Linked DNA regions of Mus musculus: region 1 is linked to region 2. A link is a loop called in an ENCODE intact Hi-C map of the cell type or tissue named here. Cell type or tissue: heart. All regions are shown on one strand. Each heading gives the region's core, and the rest is flanking DNA. Links, peaks and the distances in the headings are about the cores only.

Region 1 (6,486 bases), core at 1,368-3,867, 53 kb after region 2:
AGGGTGAGGCTGAGGGATGGACATGAGCAGAGAACGTGGTCCAGGTCCTGGTGACTTTGAGTCTCTAGCAGCCACTCTAATCTAGCACGGTTTTCCTTTCGCCTTCAGCCTCCTGACAGCGGGCCTCCGCCTTTACCAACGTCCTCTCTCCCAGAGGGTTACTATGAGGAAGCCGTGCCGCTGAGCCCTGGGAAAGCTCCAGAGTACATCACCTCAAGTGAGTGGCAGCTGCCCACATCAGGGTGGTTCCTTCATTCTCAGGAATGGTGGTGAGCCAAGGCACTGGTGTGGAGGAGGCAGGGCTAAACATCACCACAGAAATGTAGGAGCAATGTGTCTGGGATCTAAGGAAGGCATTTAATACAGGAGGGGTCTGGGGAAAGGCTGAGACCCCCAGAGTCCTTTCTTCCAGCTTCTGTTGAGTCGGGTTCAGAGGTACCTGGAGCCACAGAGCCAGGTGTGGGTAAATGATGTGATTCTCTGAGGTCGGGAGAGAAACTGTTCTGTAGTTCATTGGTGCACGCTCTACCCTGTCCCCTCCTGGCCTCTACAGAGCACAGTCCTGCAGGTTGAGGTTTCTGCAGAAATGCCTGTTGGGTGCAGGCTTCTCTTCTGTGAAGAGGGCAGGCTTCACTGAACAGTTTCTGCTGAAGTCATGATCCACCAGCTCCCGGTGCCGACCTCAGAAATCCTTCTTTTAAACTGAGATGCACACTGATGCCCAGGACCTCCTCTTACTGCCCCTGGGATTCAGATTCATTACTGATGCTATTCTGTCCCCTGAGTGTCAGGCCCTTTCACCTCTCAGCAGGATGTCACGTCAAGCTGTGGAATCCTGTGTTTCTGTGCTCAGCTCTGAAACTCCTCTCATTGTCAAGTACTTTCTCATTAAAAAGAGTGTCGTGGAAAAAGTGTCACTGTAGGACACTTGTTCTCCAGTCTGATGATCTGAATTGGTTCACCAGGACCCACATAGTGGAAAGAGCGAATCAACCCCCCAAGCTGTCCTCTAACCTCCACGCATGTACCACGACACACGTGCCTCCGCAAAATAGTTGTTTAAAGCGTTGTAAGTGTCAGTCTTTGTGACAGGCTGCTAGGGCAGAGTAGAGCACGGGCTAACAGTGCTATCCACTCCCCTGTGATGCTCACCGGCTTCCATACCATTGCCAACACCGAGTGTCCACATGCTCTGGAAGCTGGTTTCCCAGAGTGCATTGGCTTATAGCACTTTTCTTAGACCTGTGGCGGGCTGCCAGCATCTTCTCCAGGGGCCAGGTGACAATCTCCTTCTCCCAGGGTCTGGCATTTCTGGCTCTTAGGTCCCTGTTTGACAGCATGAGCCTCTCTGATGGTATGCTCCCCCCATCTGCCCCTCCAGTCAGAGCCTGCCTTCTGTCTTTGCCTTGCTGTATGGTATCCACACAGCCATAGGCTTTGGGGCCCTGGAACCATGTGTGACTTAATTCCTTCATGAAAATGAAGGTTGAAAAGTTCCTTTGAGGCTGCCATGTAAAGAGGGGGTGTTAGGCAGATGCAGACACTGGGATAGCCACGTGCTGGTGTGTAGGAGGGGAGAGGAGAAAGAGAGGCTGCTGATCTGAAGATGGCAGGAGCCTGGCCTGACTGACAAGTTATTCTACTGCAACCTCCTGTCTGCATCCTCAGCACTTCAGACTGGCAGCTCTCACACTCTCAGGTTACCACTGCCTCAAGTGCTCTGTCTGTTACTTCTCTTCCCAGCCACCCCAGGCCTGAATGTGCCATTGTCCCTCTGAAGGATCCTTCCCTGACAGTGCACTGGCCATGTTCCTGCAATAGGAGCTTTGCTAGGTGCTGGCTGGGAGAGCTACCACATACAACAGGATGCTCTCTTCCCAGGGTTCCCAGCTTGGCGTAAAGAGCTGACCTGTGCACACAGTGAGGAGTCTGTTGGAGTGTGTACAGTGTGTCACAAGGGCCTATGACACAGTGTGCTGTTGGCCTGCTCAGGCTGCTGCCTCAAATCACTCTCAGCTCAGAGGCTGGAATGCTGAAATTCTTGGGCCATGCTAGAGTTATCGTACCAGTGCTTTATCTTACAGATGGCCTGTCTTAGAGGTGTGCCTTCTGGACATGTCCTCACCCCCTCCCTTCTTCCCCCCTCTTTCCTCTTGTCCCTTTCTCTCACCACTCCCATTGGATTAGGACTCTACCTTATGGTCGTATTGGTAACAGATTTCATCTGAATCGTAATCCAAAAGCTCCATCAGATGCAGTCATGTTAGCCTAAAGACCTCACTCAGCATGAGAGTCTCAGGGAATCTTGAGCCCATGGTACTGGCCAGAGGGAGCCATAGCTTAATGCTAGACATGAACACACATTATCCCAGGAGAGAGGAGGGAGATGGGGCAGCTCGGGTGTGTACAGAGAGCCCAGAGGAAGAGGGAGCAGGCTATGTGTGGAGAAAGTGTAAGAACTGGGGTGTCCTTGAGTGAGATTTGTTCTGTTAGAGAGATGGGACCAGTCCTGCCCAGATCCAAGGCAAGCCAGTGGGAAGAGGTGGCCTCTGGTGGATCCCAAGTGTACTGAAGGGTCTGTGGGTGGTAGTGTCAACAAGAAGACTGGGGTGGGGGTGGATTTAATCAAGGCCAGATAAAGAGGAGCAGAGGACTCTTCACGGACATGGTTCCCGAGTGACCACCCAAGGCAGGGCACAGTTAATGCTGCCATTGGGGTGACATCATCCTGTTGATGTGAACGAATCTAGAGATTTAAAAAAAAATGAATCTCAATGTTTTAGTCGTTGCATTTGAAGCATTTTGATGTGTTCTCAGTGCCTGACTTGTGCAAGTTTTATCCCCAGTGCCAGGGCGGAAGCCCTTTCTCACTGAAGCCTACGGTGGCTGGAAATAAGGCCAGGTGAGGTGAGCTGGAGGGTCGGCCTCTCACCTCTACCCTTTTCTCCTCCACAGATTATGACTCTGATGCCATGAGCAGTTCCTATGAGTCATATGATGAAGAGGAAGAGGACGGGAAGGGGAAGAAAACTCGGCATCAGTGGCCGTCAGAGGAGGCCTCTATGGACCTGGTGAAAGACGCCAAGATCTGTGCCTTCCTGCTGCGCAAGAAACGCTTTGGCCAGTGGACCAAGCTGCTCTGCGTCATCAAAGACACCAAGCTGCTGGTGAGGAGCCCAGTGGGGCTGTGCCGCCATTGGCAGTCCGAAGTACAGGACCACAACTGGTACATGCAGACGCTACCACAGGGGAGGCAAGCGACGGCCCAGCCCAGCTCAGCCCAGCCCGCTGGCACCTCTTCAGGGAGGGCTCATGGTTCCCCCACACCCAAGTCCTTCCACCCCGCGGGGCCTGTGGCTTGTGTCAGTGGAAATGAGCAGTGTTGAGACTTGCCAGAAACTGCAAGATAGACTTTCTCATTTGTAGCGAGTCAGTAAATTCCTCCCAGCCAGGTCACAGCAGAGGCCGGAGCCTGTGGAGGCGCCTAGGGGAGGGCAGAGGGAAAGGACATTCTTTTGGAAAGTCAAAAGCTTTCCAAAAAGAAGGGTGGGTTTTTTTGTTTTGTTTTGTTTTGTTTTGGAGGCAAAACAGGAAGGTGGAGTACATCCAGAAGCAGGGCGTAGAAGATTCAGGACTCTGGCTACAGGTGCTGTCCCCTTGGGGGTTCCAAGGAGAGGAGCCTTGGAGGCGGCATTCCTGCCCCCAGTCCCCCCAGCTCCCAAGGCCACTTCCGGTAAAAACCAAGGCTGGTCACTGGGTCAGGAGTTTTACTGTCTGCTTTTTGCCTTTTGTCTTTCAAATTAACCTCAGGAAGCAATTGCTCAAAAGTGAGTCCTTAAAGGAGAAAATCTGGGTTTCTCCTTTCCCCACGTGATGGAGCAGATAACACTGTAAGAGAGACCATGGCCCCCAGTGAATTATGGGAGTCTTGCTCGCATTGGCTCTTAGATCACTGGATGTGCTTCTTCTTCTTCTTCTTCTTCTTCTTCTTCTTCTTCTTCTTCTTCTTCTTCTTCTTCTTCTTCTTCTTCTTCTTTTTTTTTTTGTTCAGCCTTTTTAAACGAAGTGCATATTTTTTCCACATGTGTGGCCTGAATTTCTTCCAAATATAGAATATGCCAAAAATGATGCCATTGGGGATTTTAAAGCATGAAAAATATTAACATAGCCCTTCTTTATAATCTGATGCAATCGCTGCAAGATGGTGATATGCTATATGCAGTGATTTAAAATGTACTCCACACTCATGAGAAAGAGCCGTTTTATTTCCAGTGCAGACAGCGGGAGGGCTGATGCAGAGTCAGCAGTTTGGGGCCCAGGTTCCTGGCCCCACACCCGTTGGTCCTCTTCCTCCTCTCTTGCTTTTCTCTGCAGTGAGAGCCCTCTCCCTGCTCTATGATGGTGAGAGCTTTCATAGCTTTCATAGAGCCTACCTTTAAATTGTTGAAGGAATAAATGGAAAATGAGGGAAAACATCATGTAAGACAAAATGCAAGGTGAAACTTGGCCTTTTATTTGATTTTGGCTTTGTTATGACAGAATCTTGCTAGATAGCTCAGGTTAGCCTCAAATTCACTATGTAGCCCAGGCTAGTCTTGAGCTCTGAATCCTTTCTCTTCCATCTCCTGAATGATGAGATTATGAGCAAGTACTACACACATTTGGCTTAAAGTAGTAGTAGTAGTAATTGTTGTTTTGTTTGTTTGTTTGTTGTTGTGCTGTGTGTATGTATGTATGTATGTGTGTGTATGTATGTATGTGTGTGTGTATGTATGTATATGTATGTATGTATGTATTTTTATGTATATGTGTGTATGCATTATCTTCCTTCATAATTAACCCATGATCAACTACTCAGATGAGAGAAAGCATACTTTTCTTTCCTGGAACACCTTGCCTGGCCTCCCCCTGTGGGTGTCACGCTACCTACTCTATTGACTCCATCTCTAGACCTTTTATTTCCATGCCCAGGCAATTCCAGACCTACCCAGTCACCCCCAGACACTCTGCCCACTCACTGAAGTATCTGTCTCCTAGCTGGTGGGTATCACTGGAAGAGCCTCTCCACTGGATGGACTCTGAGGCCAAGTCACCTTTCTTCCTGGGGTCTGCCTGTACCTAGTGCTGAGGGAGTCAAGGGGCAGAGCCAGCGGGCTTCCAGCTCCAGGGCCCTGGGCTCTCTATGAATTTCGCTTGAACTGAGTCCTGCCTGGTCTTCCTTCCTCAGGCTCTTTGCAGCAGCCTTGGGGGACTCCTGTTTGGAGGTGGCCTGGGCTTGCCTCCCAGGATCTCCAGACAGTACTAGCATTCCAGGTGGTTGTGAGCCAACTGCTGTGGGTGCTGGGGACAGGGCTTAGGCTCGCTACAAGGGCAGTGCGCACTTTTAAGTGCTGAGCCATTTCTCCAGCACCAAGTGTCGTTATCATTACCTAGTCTGCCCACAGTAGCTCTATGCAGTTGCAACAGATCTAGTAACCCTTTCATGTATGTTATATTCACATGAACTGTGCTCCAATAGAACACAGGACAGATCAGTGCCTGCTCAGTCGAGTCTTAGACATTCCATATGCCTCAGCCGACTTAGCATACACCTGTGTGTGGCAGATGTGGAAGGAGTGTGGGTAGGCAGCAGACGGTGTCACACCTGTTCGCTGGCTGCTGAGCCACCCCCCCCCAAAGCCTGGCTAGCACTAGAGGTTTGGTTATGCTGGGTTTCATCATTGTTTCTGGTCGCACTTCCTCAAGGCATTAATTGGTCTGTTGTGTTCCCCGCAGTGCTATAAAAGTTCCAAGGACCAGCAGCCTCAGATGGAGCTGCCGCTGCAGGGCTGCAGTATCACATACATCCCGAGAGACAGCAAGAAGAAGAAACACGAGCTGAAAATCACCCAGCAAGGCACAGACCCTCTGGTTCTAGCTGTTCAGAGCAAGGAACAGGCTGAGCAGTGGTTGAAGGTAGGACATCTGACATGACTCTGAGACACACTTCCAGACTCATTTAATTGATAAGTTGTCTAAAACCCAGACAGATCAATGAATCTAGGAGTTTTATCTTTTTTTAATAATTGAGTTACATGTTAATTTTGCCCTGCCCCCATACACACATGCATACACAGACATGCACGCACACATGACATGACTGGCATGTGGAGGTCAGCAGACACCTTGTGAAAACTGGCTCTCTATTCCCCCACCCATGGTGTAGGCCTCTGGGATTAAACCTAACTTGTCAGACTTGGTAGTAAATGCCTTTACCTACTGAGACATCCTTTCATTGTTGTTGTTTGTTTTGAAGCTTTGGTTGTGAGTTTTAGCCTTGAACAATAGAGCTCTCTCTCCAGTCCTTGTTTATTTTTGATACTGAGCACTCATTGCTAGAATTTCACTCACCTGACTTCCAGCTGCAGGCAACTGTCTGTCCCCGGAAGCTGTCCGTCTGCCCTGTGGTTGTAGTTGTTATTGTTCTTAGTATTGCTTTGATCCCTC
Region 2 (6,486 bases), core at 2,019-4,518:
AACACGGACTGATACATGTGGTGTGGCTATCGTTTGGGGTGGGTGTTGGGGGGAACAGCCACAAGCAAACTACCAGTTAGCACCTGCATTTGTGTGTCTATCCAGAAGCTCAGCTCACCCACCGATGCAGGTCAACCTTGGCCGAAAGGGTGAGAGGCAGAGGAAGGAGAGGGAGCCGAACTGAAATCCTGGTCCTCAGAGAAGCCGAGGCGCATGCGACGGACGAGCCTCAGAGGTCTTCTGGTCCCTTGCTCAGGTTCTCAAGGAGGAAGCCTGAGTATGAAGGAGGAGGTGACCTCACCTCAGAGCCAGGAAAGAGATTAATGTCCTCCCCCATCAGTGTAGCACAGACCCAGAGTCTGCAGACGGCTCAAAAATAAATAACTAAAGGTATTTTTCATGAGTTATGATTCATTTTAGAAGAAAATATCTACAATTATGTTTGGAGCCTGGGGCACTGTCCACATCCACATTTTATTGCTGTGGAGTGAACTGGCCAGAAATCTATGCAGATGCCAACAGGGTCTGTCATCTTTGAAAAAGCCAATTTGAAAACTTGGACTGAATTGCTTGAGCTTCGGATAAAATAGTGAATGATGCCCTGGAGGACTCCTTTATGGCCAACCCCTTTCAACTCCAACCAGAACCAGTTACCCCCAACCCTCCCTGGACCCTGTCTGCTCATATGAAACGGGCCTGAGGCCACTGGAGGACACTCAGGATGACAGCATGAGAGGGTAACACAGGTTGGAGTGACTGGCCTTTAGACATTTCTGTTCTTAGAATGTTCCGGGCCATAATAGCCATCTCTCCCATCCTCACGCCACCTGCCTTCCCCTCCCATCTTCCTTGGCTCCCTTTATTTGTCTCCTTCTCTGGCCTTCCCCAAGCACAGCTGCTCTCATTTTTGAGCAAAGCAGCCCACCATCCTGCCTCTGTGTCCCAGCACAGCTCGTACAGCAGGACGGTGTCCCAGAATGTCTCGCTTTTCTGTTGTCCTGATAATACCTGGACAAAAGCAAGTTAGGAAAGAACGGTTTCTGTTGGCCCACGGCTCTCCAGCTGTGGTCCAGTCCTTGACTGTAAGGAAGTCACAGTGTCAGGAGCTGAAGGCTGCTGGTCCTACCACACTCACCTTCAAGAAGCTGAGGCCAATTAATACCTGAACTCAACTAGATGGCTCCTTTTAAAACAGACCAGGACTTGAGCCCAGTGACAAGTGCTACCCACCTTCAGTGTTAGTCTTCCCACCTCAACCAAATCTAGGTAACTACTTTGTACATGCATGCTCAGCGATGAGGTAATCCTTCACAACAAGTTAACAATTAACACTAACCACACCAATCAAACCCATTCCCAAGAATAGCTCTTCTCGAATAAGGGGCTGTACCAAGAGGCCCCAGTGCCTGGGCAAGCAGATCATCTGTTGGCTTGGGGAGTCAGACAGGAGGATTGAGGCTCTGCATGGACTCCAGGACTCACTGAGGAGCGGCAGGCTGGCCTGTCTCTGGAAGTAAGCTATTTGTAATTTGGGGGGAGTCCAACTGAGGTCTGGTGATCACTGCTGACTGGATTGGATCCTGCAGTGATCATGTATGTGGATAGGGCTTCTGATGAGGGTATCCATCCCAAGAGAAGCATGCTGTCTCCAGCCATGATCACAAAGGCTCTCGTCAGAGGCAGAAGGGAAGTCTTGGAGAAGAGGGACAGGTTGTGAAATAGAGGGAAATCCACGAATGTTGTAGAGATACATTCCAGAACAGTCCTCTAAGGCTTGGGCGAATTTTAAAGATAATTGAGATATGGATAAATGGAAATGGTAGTAGGTAGATAGGAGTCATGCCTGGTGGGGGAATGGAAAAACAAAAAACAAAAACAAGGCTCTGAGCAGGAAAGGGATGAGATTAATAATTGGATCCTGAAGTAGGACAGCGAAATGGATCTGCTTGGCACAGCACCTAAAGGGAGTTTTCTCTTTCTTTCCACCCTTAATGATACCAACACCCTTCGACCAGAAGACGGACAAGGCTATGAGGATCGCAATTCGGATGGCAAGAACCATCAGTTTTCCTTTAGAACCAATTCTAGCTTTGGGGTGAGCACCGAGTACCACTGAGCTTAGTCCACGTGGGCGCTGAGCCCGAAGCGAAATCAGATCAGCGCAGAGTCCCGGGTGCCGGCTCGGACCCACGGCCCCGCCCAGCCTCTCTTTGTTCCTCCTGGCCCCGCCCCCTCCGCCCAACTCCCTAACCATTGGCTAGAGGGCGGGTTCTTGCTGTTCAGGGGGCGGGGCTATGGAGGCAGGCGGGGCCTGTCGCGCCTGCGCAGAATCCTCCGGCCACAGCTCGCACCGGCGGTGTCTGGGCTCCAGGTCCCGACTGAGAGATCGCTGAGCTGCGCAGGGCCCCGCCCCGGGCTCCATTGTTGAGGCAGCGGGCGCTCCGCGGGCTGCGCTCCTCTCGGCCGTCCAGTGCTCACGAGCCACTGAATCCTGAGGTGAGGCGGCGGCGACTTTGAACCCGTAGCGGGGCCAGGTGTCCCACGATGTCCTCGGGCAAGGTCCCCAAGCTGGATGCCCTGGGCCGGGCAGGGTCCCCAGACAAGGCTGGGCAGGATCTCCAGGGCCGGGTAGGGTCATCGAGGCCCTTCAGGGTGTTAGACAGGACTGACCAGGGACTCCTGACAGGGCAGCGTCTCCGGACAGGGCATGGTCCCTATACAGGGGTGGACGGGGTCTCCAGGGCTAAGTTGGATCCCTGGAGGTCAGAGTCCCCAGGGCCAGGTAGGGTCCCCGAGGCCCTTCAGGGTCCCCAGACAGGGCTGGGCAGGGTCAGCGGGCTGGGATGGTTTTCCAAGAACTGTTCGAAGATCCGGTCATCCGAGACCTAAAGGACAGACCGCATATTTGGACTTGCAGGACGATCGCTAAGGCTGAACTGGGGTTCCCGGCTTGGCAGTCGGCTGAAATGGGTCGGAGAGTGTGCTGCCCGGTTGGTGGCAGCTGCCTTCTCCTCTAGAGGGACAGGAACACCGAGAGGGCTGGCCTGGATGGACCCGAGCACTCAGGAGTCTGTGCGCCCTGGCATTGTCTCGCCGCCGGGTGGCACAGAGGGCTCTGCACCTCCAGGTCCTGGCCACCCCACGAGTGGGCTCTTTTCCGGCCCTCCTTCTTGGGTGTAGCTAGTTGATTGTCACCAAGAGGGACCGGGGGTTGGGGGACCCTTGTGTGAGGGAGCCTTCCTGTTTCCCTATGTGGTGTGGATGGCTCCGGAGGTAACTACGTGGACTTAAGTGTGTGGGGAGGCTTGGCGGGTGGAAAGGCTGTTTCTGTCCCTGTATTGGTACGATTTCGTGTGTCAGTGAAGGTGACAGCGTGGACACGCGCGCATGGGATCCTGGTCCTGTGTCCCATGGCTTGTCGACCCAGGCTTTGCCCATTCAGTCCTGGCCCCCGCTTTGGGTGTGCATTGGGCACTGGAGTTTCGGTGAGGTGAGCGAAGCCCTGTGCGTGCTGGGCGCAGTTAGCCTAAGGTGGTGTGGACCGGACTTTGGTATTGTCTTTATTCAGTGAGTTGAAGCGGGGAGCGGGCGGGGTGGGGGGCGCTACACGGGCTCTGGAGTAGCCCGTCTGAGAACGTGCCCCTCACCCTGCGGGTCTCTGGGGAGCGTGGGGCTGTCACTGTGCTGGAAGCTGCAAGTCCAGCCATGGAGTTTCTTACTCCTGACTTAGGCCTGGCGACCCAGAGGCCGGTGCTGATTGGAGGGAGCAGAGCCTCTCTGCCCTCAGCTTCTTGATTTCTTCCGTTGGGAAGAAAAAAAAAATCTGGAAAGCCAGAGAGTTGACTTTGTAACTCCCAGTCAGCGCCTGGCAAGTGGAAGAAACTCTCCCAAGAACTTGGCGTGCTGCAGAATGAGTTTGAATCAAGAAAATCTACACCCAGGGAACCAAGCCAAAGCAGTTACAGTTGGAGATCAGATTTATGAAGGCAGCCCTGGGGTGAGGTCCAGGGAGGGGACCTGATGCTGCCCCTCAGGCTGGGCCCTCCTCAGCTACTAACTAATGTGGAGACCATTCATTAGATACTGCTTCTTTGAGCATTTCAAAATCACTTGTCATGTATCCAGGATGGTGTGTGTGTGTGTGTGTGTGTGTGTGTGTGTGTGTGAGAGAGAGAGAGAGAGAGAGAGAGAGAGAGAGAGAGAGAGAGAGAGAAAGAGAGAGAGAAAGAAATCAAGCCAGTGTCTTTCTGTGGGGAGAAGGCAGGCAGCATTTGGAACTAGGAGTTTCAATAAGCAACCCACAGTTTGTCCTAAAAGAGAGCCCAACTCTAATAGCAGGATAGGATATGAAACAGCTAGGAGCCATCCTTGTCCTGCTATAAGATGCACACTTAGTCTCTGCCATCTCCTACTTCTGTGCTTGCACCAGCTCAGCTCTGGGTGCTGAGCTCTGGCAAGCTTCTGCCTCATCAAATGTTCTCTCTGAGCCTTCCTTATGTTAGTTCTGTCCTTTAGACATTGTGAGTTTGGGCCAAAAGTACCTATCATAGCTTGTTAAAACAAACAAACAAACAAACAAACAAACAAAAAAACCAACACTCTGAAAGCCACAGACCCAGTTTGTACCCCAGAGCAGGGAGGAGGTGGGGCCCAAATGAGAGAGCCTTTGTCTACACCATGAATCCAGGTACAAAGCCTCAACCCACCAAAGATAGTAAAGATTTTTTTTAACCTGTCTGACTGAGTGTGTTTTATGATGTAGAGTACTCGAACAGAGTTCATTGAGTCTAATTTTGGCCCTGAAGTTGATTTACTGTCCTTCCTGGGTAGTTTCTCCTCTAGGTTTTAGCAGTCTCACCTTTGAAAGTCTTCAAGTAGACAATTTTAAGGAACATTCTTGGCCCTAAACCCTTCATTCTTTTAACCAAATATAGCAGAAGGAAGTTGGCCTATGGCAAAGATATAAAGGAGATATTTGAAAAATGTAGTCTAAAGAGCAAGCTACTTCCTTGCTTCTCAGTTTCTTTTTACAAAGGTTTATCCAAGGACTGAGAGATGGCTCGTGGTCAAGGTTGCTGGCTGCTTGTGCAGAGGACCTGGGGCGGTCCTATACCCACATGGTCTAGCTCCAGGGCACCCAATGCCATCTCTGGCCTCTGCGGACACTGTGTGCATGTGATATGACAGACATATGGAGGCAAAACGCCCATAGTCATTAAGTAAAATAAAATTGAAATTTATAAAGGTTGGGTAGATCATCAGTGTTTGGGACAAGTGTGTGCAATGGAAACTTGCACTTTTTGGTGTTGTCTTGCATGCTTTTTGAAAAATTAAAATTAAATTTGATTTTGGCCTTTTTGAAGATTTACACCCCCACCAGAGAGATGTGCGTGTGCATGTGTATGTGCACATACACATGGAATGCCTTGGGAGGTCAGAAGAGGGCATCAGATATGCTGGGTCTGGAGTTGCAGGCAGATGGGAGCCTCCTGATGTGAGTGCTGAAAACCAGATTCCCTGAGCACAGCAGCAAGCATCCTTGACCATGAACTGTCTCTCAGCCCTTACACTCTCTTACCCACAAAGCACCGCTCCAGCCCCTTTGAACCCTTTATAATTGTATTCTGTTTGCATCTCCACTATATCACATTCCTCCCTTAATGAAGCCGTTGGGTGCAGATCTGTTTTCAAGAGCATCTGTTGGTGTGTTGTCGGATGGAGTCTGCCAACTGCGCATTTCCAGGTCCCAATCTATAGCCAGGATTTTACTTGAGAGACTCTGAAACAAGTGGAATCTTAAGAGTACCCCAAGTAGATGCCCTGGGCTCTGCCTAAATGTTGAAAGGCTCATCTGATCTTAGTGCTAAAAACATCATGTGTTAAAGGGTTGGCAGAGGAGTTCAGCTCTAAGGAGCAGAAGCCAACCCTTCCGTGCTCATCTGTGTGTCTGTGGTGAGGTGGGAATTCGGTGTGCAGAGTTTCTTCTGGCCGGGTGTCTGTGTGTAGAAAGGACACAGTTCTCCCTGCTATCTAGATAACGACAGGGATTGAAAGTTGATGATGGCAGCTCTGCCTAGGGTTGACGTTCTTTACTGCGACACATCCCCTTTCAATTTGAGTTTCTTTCCTCGGTTTCAATTTGTTCAATTTGAGTTTCTTTCCTCGGTTTCATTTGTAGCTGCCTTGATTTCTGTCCAGATGAAGTGACAGGGGTTTCTGCACAGGGATAGGGGTTGATCTCCACTATTGTCCTCTTGCCCGTATTCACACATCACTGAACACATCAGGTTGGTTAGGTGCCATCTGTCTGCTCCCAACCATGTCTGGAGATTTCTGTGGCTGCCATGAGGGCTTTAAACCATGATGTCACTTCCTTTATTCTACAGCTTGATACCTCTGTAAGTCACCATGTAGCCCTCACATAACAGTGGAGGATTGCTCTTTTCAGACTGTATGTCTACGGCTATTGTGTCACTACCACTCAGG

What was found. Peaks named below come from ENCODE experiments on the same cell type or tissue, not always from the same donor. Only the 100,000 strongest peaks of a DNase experiment are listed, where the experiment ranks them.
Region 1: a loop joins it to region 2, with 3.0 times the contacts of the local background. A loop is called at or near these places in 8 of 42 quality-filtered maps.

The regions. Positions count from the first base shown.
Region 1 is chr5:35,945,080-35,951,565 of GRCm38, forward strand. Afap1 (actin filament associated protein 1) reads left to right here. Exons shown (of 17, transcript NM_027373.2): 4 at 109-217; 5 at 2,956-3,167; 6 at 5,776-5,955. Among named protein-coding and RNA genes, the nearest start is that of Afap1, 55 kb to the left of the region's middle. In heart, for the core only: a CTCF peak has its summit at 2,554; a DNase peak (open chromatin) is centred at 3,272; H3K27ac peaks cover 1,730 bases.
Region 2 is chr5:35,891,045-35,897,530 of GRCm38, forward strand. It overlaps Afap1 (actin filament associated protein 1), which reads left to right and starts at 2,275. Exons shown (of 17, transcript NM_027373.2): 1 at 2,275-2,496. In heart, for the core only: a CTCF peak has its summit at 3,067; DNase peaks (open chromatin) are centred at 2,317, 3,077, 3,407 and 3,657; H3K4me3 peaks cover 2,500 bases; H3K27ac peaks cover 2,308 bases.